Regions from separate parts of the Mus musculus genome. Here region 1 is linked to region 2. The links are chromatin loops, found by intact Hi-C in ENCODE. Cell type or tissue: heart. All regions are shown on one strand. Each heading gives the region's core, and the rest is flanking DNA. Links, peaks and the distances in the headings are about the cores only. Region 1 overlaps Nckap5 (NCK-associated protein 5). Region 2 overlaps Nckap5 (NCK-associated protein 5).

Region 1 (2,920 bases), core at 296-2,795, 290 kb before region 2:
AATGAATGGATAATAAGAGCATAGTACATATATATACCCAACGGAATTTTATCCAGCTGTAAAGAAAAATGAAATCATGAAAGTTTCAGGGAAATGAATGGACTTGGAAAGTATAATAATATTAAGGGAGGTGACCCTAATTCAGAAAGGAGAAAGCTGCATATTCTCACTTACGTGTGAATCCTAGCCTGTAATGTACATATGTGTATATTAAAATTGGCATAAATGTAGCTACAGTCTAAAACAAACAGACAGAAAAGAGATCAAGGTAGGGTGAAATTATTGCAATGAAGAAGAGCTGGGGGAGGGGGGAGAAAAGGACACATGGAACTTGAAAGCAGCTAAGAGTTTGGGGGAGGGTACAAGGAGAAATGGGGGCAATGGGGGGGGGGACAGTGGCGGGAGACAGAGAGACAGGACTCTACTACACAGAGAGAGAGGGGGGAGGGAGGGAGAGAGAGAATGATCCTTTCTAAAGCCTAGTGTATTTAATTTTAAAAATAAAAAGATGATTATATGCAAATATAAAAACCCATAATTTTGAGCCAGGCGTGGTGGTGCACTCCTTTAATCCCAGCACTCGGGAGGCAGAGGTAGGCAGATTTCTGAGTTCGAGGCCAGCCTGGTCTACAGAGTGAGTTCCAAGACAGCCAGGGCTAAACAGAGAAACCCTGTCTCGAAAACAAACAAACAAACAAACAAACAAACAAACAAAAAACAAAAGAAAAACAAACAAACAAAAACAAAAAAAAAACCCAAAAATTTAAAACTGTGATAAGTTGCCTCATGTAAAACAACTCACAGTTTCCCACCTCTGGCTAAGTGCAGCTGCTCATGGATCCCTTTGACAAATAAGTCAGAAATGAACGTCCTTTAAAAGCATTCTTCTCAGAAAATAGAGTCTCAAGTCACCAGAGAATGCCTTTTTTCTCTCTCAATTGTCTAAGGGGAGAAGTTAATTATTAATTGCGCCAAATCAGGAGTAATTTGAAATGCCTGCTTCCCATGTGTCTTAATTATATTCAATTACTCCCATTCGGGTAAACAGAAATGCTCTCGTTTATTGTAGTTGGCAAACAGCATTCATTCATATCTGTTTCTGTGGTACCATGAACCCTCAGCACCTTCTGACTGTAGGAAACACCCTTCTTTCTGTGTTCCTCTGACGTCTGGAATAGCCTCATTAGAGACAGGCAAATGGCAGGCTTGGAGCAATGTGCTTTTGTGAACAGATAAATGGATGGGCTGCAAAAGAGGCAGTGATTTTTCACTTTCCTCCTTTTCCTGTCAATTATGCTTCCAGCTCAGGAATGTGAGGAGCTTTATAATAGGGAATATTCAAAGTAGCTTACAGAAAGCAAGGGAAGGATTTCACATTTAGACAGTTTTTAGGGACCGCCAGTAGAGGGCCTTGTTAAGCTGAGTAGAAGGTTTCCCCCCCTGCACACCAATTGCCAATCATGACAGCTACCTGGTAAAGAAGCCATTGTTTTTTAGACTGTCTGATGAATAGCTTTAAGATTACCCAAGTGATTTTTAAAGTACATTGTATTTCTTTGTATGTGGAGCGAGAAGACATCTAAGTTTCCATCTTCATTGCTTTCTTAGTAAGGAGTTAGAGAATCAGATGGATCATTAAAAACCCATCAATCAAACTGGGGCTTTGGAAGCCTCATCACTAAATCTATAGGATGTGTCTGCTGGAGTTGGGGTGAGGGGCTCTGAGTCTGCTTGTTGGATCTTAGTATTGGCTGCCGAGTGTGGAGAAGGAAAGATGAGAGTTCTCCTATTCTAGACATGGATTAATCTTGTTTCTAGCAGTGGGGTGAGGCCCATACTCAACAGAATTGTGTGCAGCAGTCCTGAGTCGTCCTCTCTGTGGCAAGCCCTGCTCTCCTCTGTGGCATGGCCTCTTTCTGACACCGACTGGAGAAGGTTTAATAAGAGCAAAGGCAGGTAATCTTCTCGGTGAGTTTAGTAGCCAGGGAGAAAAAACTGACTTCCAGAGTCACTCAGTGTGTACCCTAAAGCCATTCTCTTCCTCCTTGCTGGCCTGTTTCCTGCTCCCCTTACCTGAATCTGTCCTTACTTACGAGTCTCTCTTCTCCCTGTCTCTCCTCTTGGAACAACTCTGCCCAACTGCCTTCCTTAGGAAGGCTCGTCCTACCTGCCATACCCCTTATCAGCTCAGTGTGGTCCTTGCCACTGCACTTATCACTAATGTAATTAAACATATGGTGGGTTATTGATTAGGAAGGTGCCCCCCCCCTCCCCGGGAGGCAAGACCTTTCTTGGAATCAGTGTCTCTGTGTGTCTTGTAGTTTAATAGTAAACTTAGCACCTAGAACAATAGTTGGTCCGCAGAAGATAGCCCTCGAATGCTTGGTGAGTCTGAATATACGCACACTCTCTGGATTTTCTTCTCTAACATTTAAGAAAAACATTCACTTTAGTGTCTTAGACCTTGATGTTTAAAACCGCTGGTGTTCAAAATGTCTGTCTATGGACTGGGGCACAAAGCCACAGCATTGTTCTTTGATGTAACTTTCAACAAGGGGGCACAGGTCTCTTTATTTCCAGTAGTCATGATGTTTATCAAACAGGAGCTCTAGAAGTCTTGGAATCAATGAATAAGTATATAGGCTTGGCTTTATTTTTATTTTCTTAAATTTGTGTGTGTTTGTGTGTGTGTGTGTGTGTGTGTGAGAGAGAGAGAGACCTTATGCCACAGTCCATATGTACAGGTTAGCATTATTCACTGATCTATCTCAGCAGTCCTTTCTAAAAACACTTCTCCTTCCTTCCTCCCTCCCTCCCTCCCTCCCTCCCTCCCTCCCTCCCTCCCTCCCCTCCCTCCCTCCCTCCCTCCCTCCCCTCCCCTCCCTCCCTCCCTCCCCTCCCTCCCTCCCTCCCTCCCTCC
Region 2 (2,920 bases), core at 249-2,748:
AAGCAGAGAGTGAGCAGAAAGGAGGAGCTGAGTATAAAGCCTCAAAAGCCACCCCACACATTAGTGGCCCACTGACTCTAGTGAGGTGCCGCCCCCTGAAGGTCCCACAACATTCCCAAAGAATGGGAACCAAGTGTTTAATGAGCCTTTGGGGGACAATTCTTATTCAAACCGTACCAAAGAGAAAACATGGTTACTTCCATCATCGACAGTGTCCCTTCCCAACTTCCTGCCACTCACAAACCCAGAGCTTATGAAATCCACATAGTCATCAGAAACTACATGTCAGAACCCAGGCTCTCTTCATGGTTTTTGGCTATGGCTGGCTTGGAGATCTATCCCTCCAGCCTCCTGAACTGGAAGCCCTGCATGACAGCATACTATAGACGTCTTGGGCTTTATTTTCATAAATACATGTTCAATCTGGGCCACAGCCTCTAGCAAGTGACAGAATTTGTGATGCATAATAAACTGGGTGCACGCAAGAGTGGGCATAGTTTAACAATCAGTGGAGTGTTAATAGACAGAATCTGTTTCCTCTGTCTGGAATGCTAGGGTTCTTTGGTTGATTAAACGGTTTTGTTGTTAAAAGGTTAACCATTTTGTAAATATCTCTGGCCTTTAACCTATAGAATTGACTCAAGAAGTAGCATACATGTGTATCCCTGATACATTGGTGCGTGTTTTGCTGTTGTTCAAGTATAAATATTTGACGCCATCCTTAAGGATGGCTACAGATTTTGTTTAATGACAAATAATTATATAGTTGGGGCTCAAGTATTCATCTAAAAAGTGCCTTCAAAGTGTCAACCCTCAAAAGGATGTGGAGAAATGTGAGGAGACATTATTTTTGAGAGAGAGAGAGAGAGAGAGAGAGAGAGAGATAGTTTTCGCTGCAGGGAGGTGTTATGTGCACACGATTGCTGTACCCAAAGAAGTCAGAAGAGGGCGTTGAATTTTGCTGAGCTGGAATGAGAAGAGATTTTGGGCCACTTGATCTGCATGTTGGGGACCAAACTCAGGTGCTCTGCAAGAGCAGTATGTGCTCTTCAACCACTGAGCCATTTGTCTGTCCAGCCCCAAAGACCTTTTAATATTGTAGGTTTGATCTCATGAAAAATCACAATGCTAAAGAAGGCATTTCTCTCACAGCGCACTTAGCTTCCCATTAAGAATGTCTTCAATTATTTTCTCCAACCGATGTTTATTCCTTTAAGTCTGTACATGCATTGACATGCTTAATAGAAAGAATTCTTCTTAAGAACACCAGTGATCAAAAGGCCATTTGCTTGTCACTTAAAGATGAACAGCTATTTTAAGCCCTATTTTCTCTTTTAAAGATAGCCCTTGGGGGATTCCCTCGTTACTTCTCTTCTCTCTACTTCAGTGCCAGATTTCTGCCTTTCTTTCCCTTGTTTCAGCATTTTCATTTACTCATTTTGTCGTGTAGCTTTGATGGGGATTTGAATGGTTTGAGTGCTGCCTGATCACTTACTGGGGTCTCCCCTTGGCCTACGATCCACAGTTCTGTGCTGAGAGCACAAGATGCCGAGCTTGGTCTTCTGCCCACAAGATTTCATTGTTGATTTAGGCTTTCCACCAGAAGAGGGCACCACATTCATTAAAATAACATCCGTAATCCAAGCTGAGCTTTGTATGTCCTTAACAGGTTCCAGACAGGGTGTGTGCAACCTCACCTTCCATCAGACCTCATAAAAAACATGACAGCTGTTCTTTGGAGGGTGGGGACTGCCTTAGGAGCCAACACCACGGGCCTGCAGTCTGAGGATGCAGCGGCAGGAAGGAGAGATCTGTTTTAATGATGTTCTCTGACAATAACAAGAGCAAGGAACAGCAAGTCTAAAACACCGTGCCTCCTCTCCAACGCTCACATATCTACTCAGTTGGGGATTATATTTTTTTTTTTCAGAGCTGAAAGGATTGGTTCTTTAATTAAGCATGTAATAGCCTTCTATTTATCATTCCGCAAAACAACTGCCTCCTTGTATGGGGCGATGCCACAGTATGAAAAATAGCATGTTTCCTTCCCTTCTGCCGAAACTTGAAGGTGTTGTTAACAGCAGCGGGCCTCACGACGTACCCCCTTCATCTCTCCATGTACCTGCTCATGTGTCCAAAACTCCAGTGGAAAGCATTGATTCATTTGGATAATTACACATGGCTTTCAGAGTCTTAAAATTCTAAATACCCTTCTGCTTAGTAATGTGTTAATCTGTCAAAAGCCGTTTAGCTATTCATCCCAGATTTATTTATGAGCCCGAGCAATATTGTCATCCAAATTACCCACGGAAGAGATGGTTATGTCTCCTAGAGGACTGGGGACAGTTTATTCTAGTAGCATACCTGGGACAGTGCATCCGCGTGTGAACCGCAAAGATGAGTATCTCAGTGCCAAGAAGCAGAAACAGGGTAGGATGTCAGGCCACACCTGGAGTTCATGGCAGATACCCTAGCATTTCTGAGGCCTAGGTTTGTTCCATCATGGGACTGCTTCCAAAGACTATAAAAAGGAACCTTAACAGAGACAGGAAGAATGTTTCAGAAAGAATACAGATGCTTCCAGAAGTTTTACCCAATGCACCAATACTCTGTGTGGAGTCTTGTCTGTAGTTTACATAAAAATCACTGTCCGGTGGACCAGCGAGACGTCTCCATGGGAAGAAGAACTTCCCATACAAGCCTGATGACTTCTGTTCCATCCCTAGCAGCCACATGTCACCATCCCTGGGAGATAGGCACTGTGTGGGTGAGATGGGAGTCGGTAGACTCAAGTGGAAGCTCACCAGGCAGCTCACCAGTCAGCTACACTGGAGTCGGAGCAGTGACAGGAGTAACCGAGACTCTGCCTTGACATGTGGGAGGTGAGAACTGACTCCAGAGAGTTGTTCTCAGACCTTCA

What was found. Peaks named below come from ENCODE experiments on the same cell type or tissue, not always from the same donor. Only the 100,000 strongest peaks of a DNase experiment are listed, where the experiment ranks them.
Region 1: it touches region 2 in a loop (2.3-fold over the local background); 3 of 42 quality-filtered maps call a loop at or near these places.

What each region holds. Positions count from the first base shown.
Region 1 is chr1:126,725,102-126,728,021 of GRCm38, reverse strand. The region is part of intron 1 of Nckap5 (NCK-associated protein 5); the gene reads left to right. Among named protein-coding and RNA genes, the nearest start is that of Nckap5, 100 kb to the left of the region's middle. In heart, for the core only: a CTCF peak has its summit at 1,397 (motif pointing right); no DNase peak of the experiment used is centred there; H3K27me3 peaks cover 631 bases.
Region 2 is chr1:126,430,519-126,433,438 of GRCm38, reverse strand. All of the region lies in intron 4 of Nckap5 (NCK-associated protein 5), which reads left to right. Among named protein-coding and RNA genes, the nearest start is that of Gm35562, 390 kb to the right of the region's middle. In heart, for the core only: a CTCF peak has its summit at 1,594 (motif pointing right); no DNase peak of the experiment used is centred there.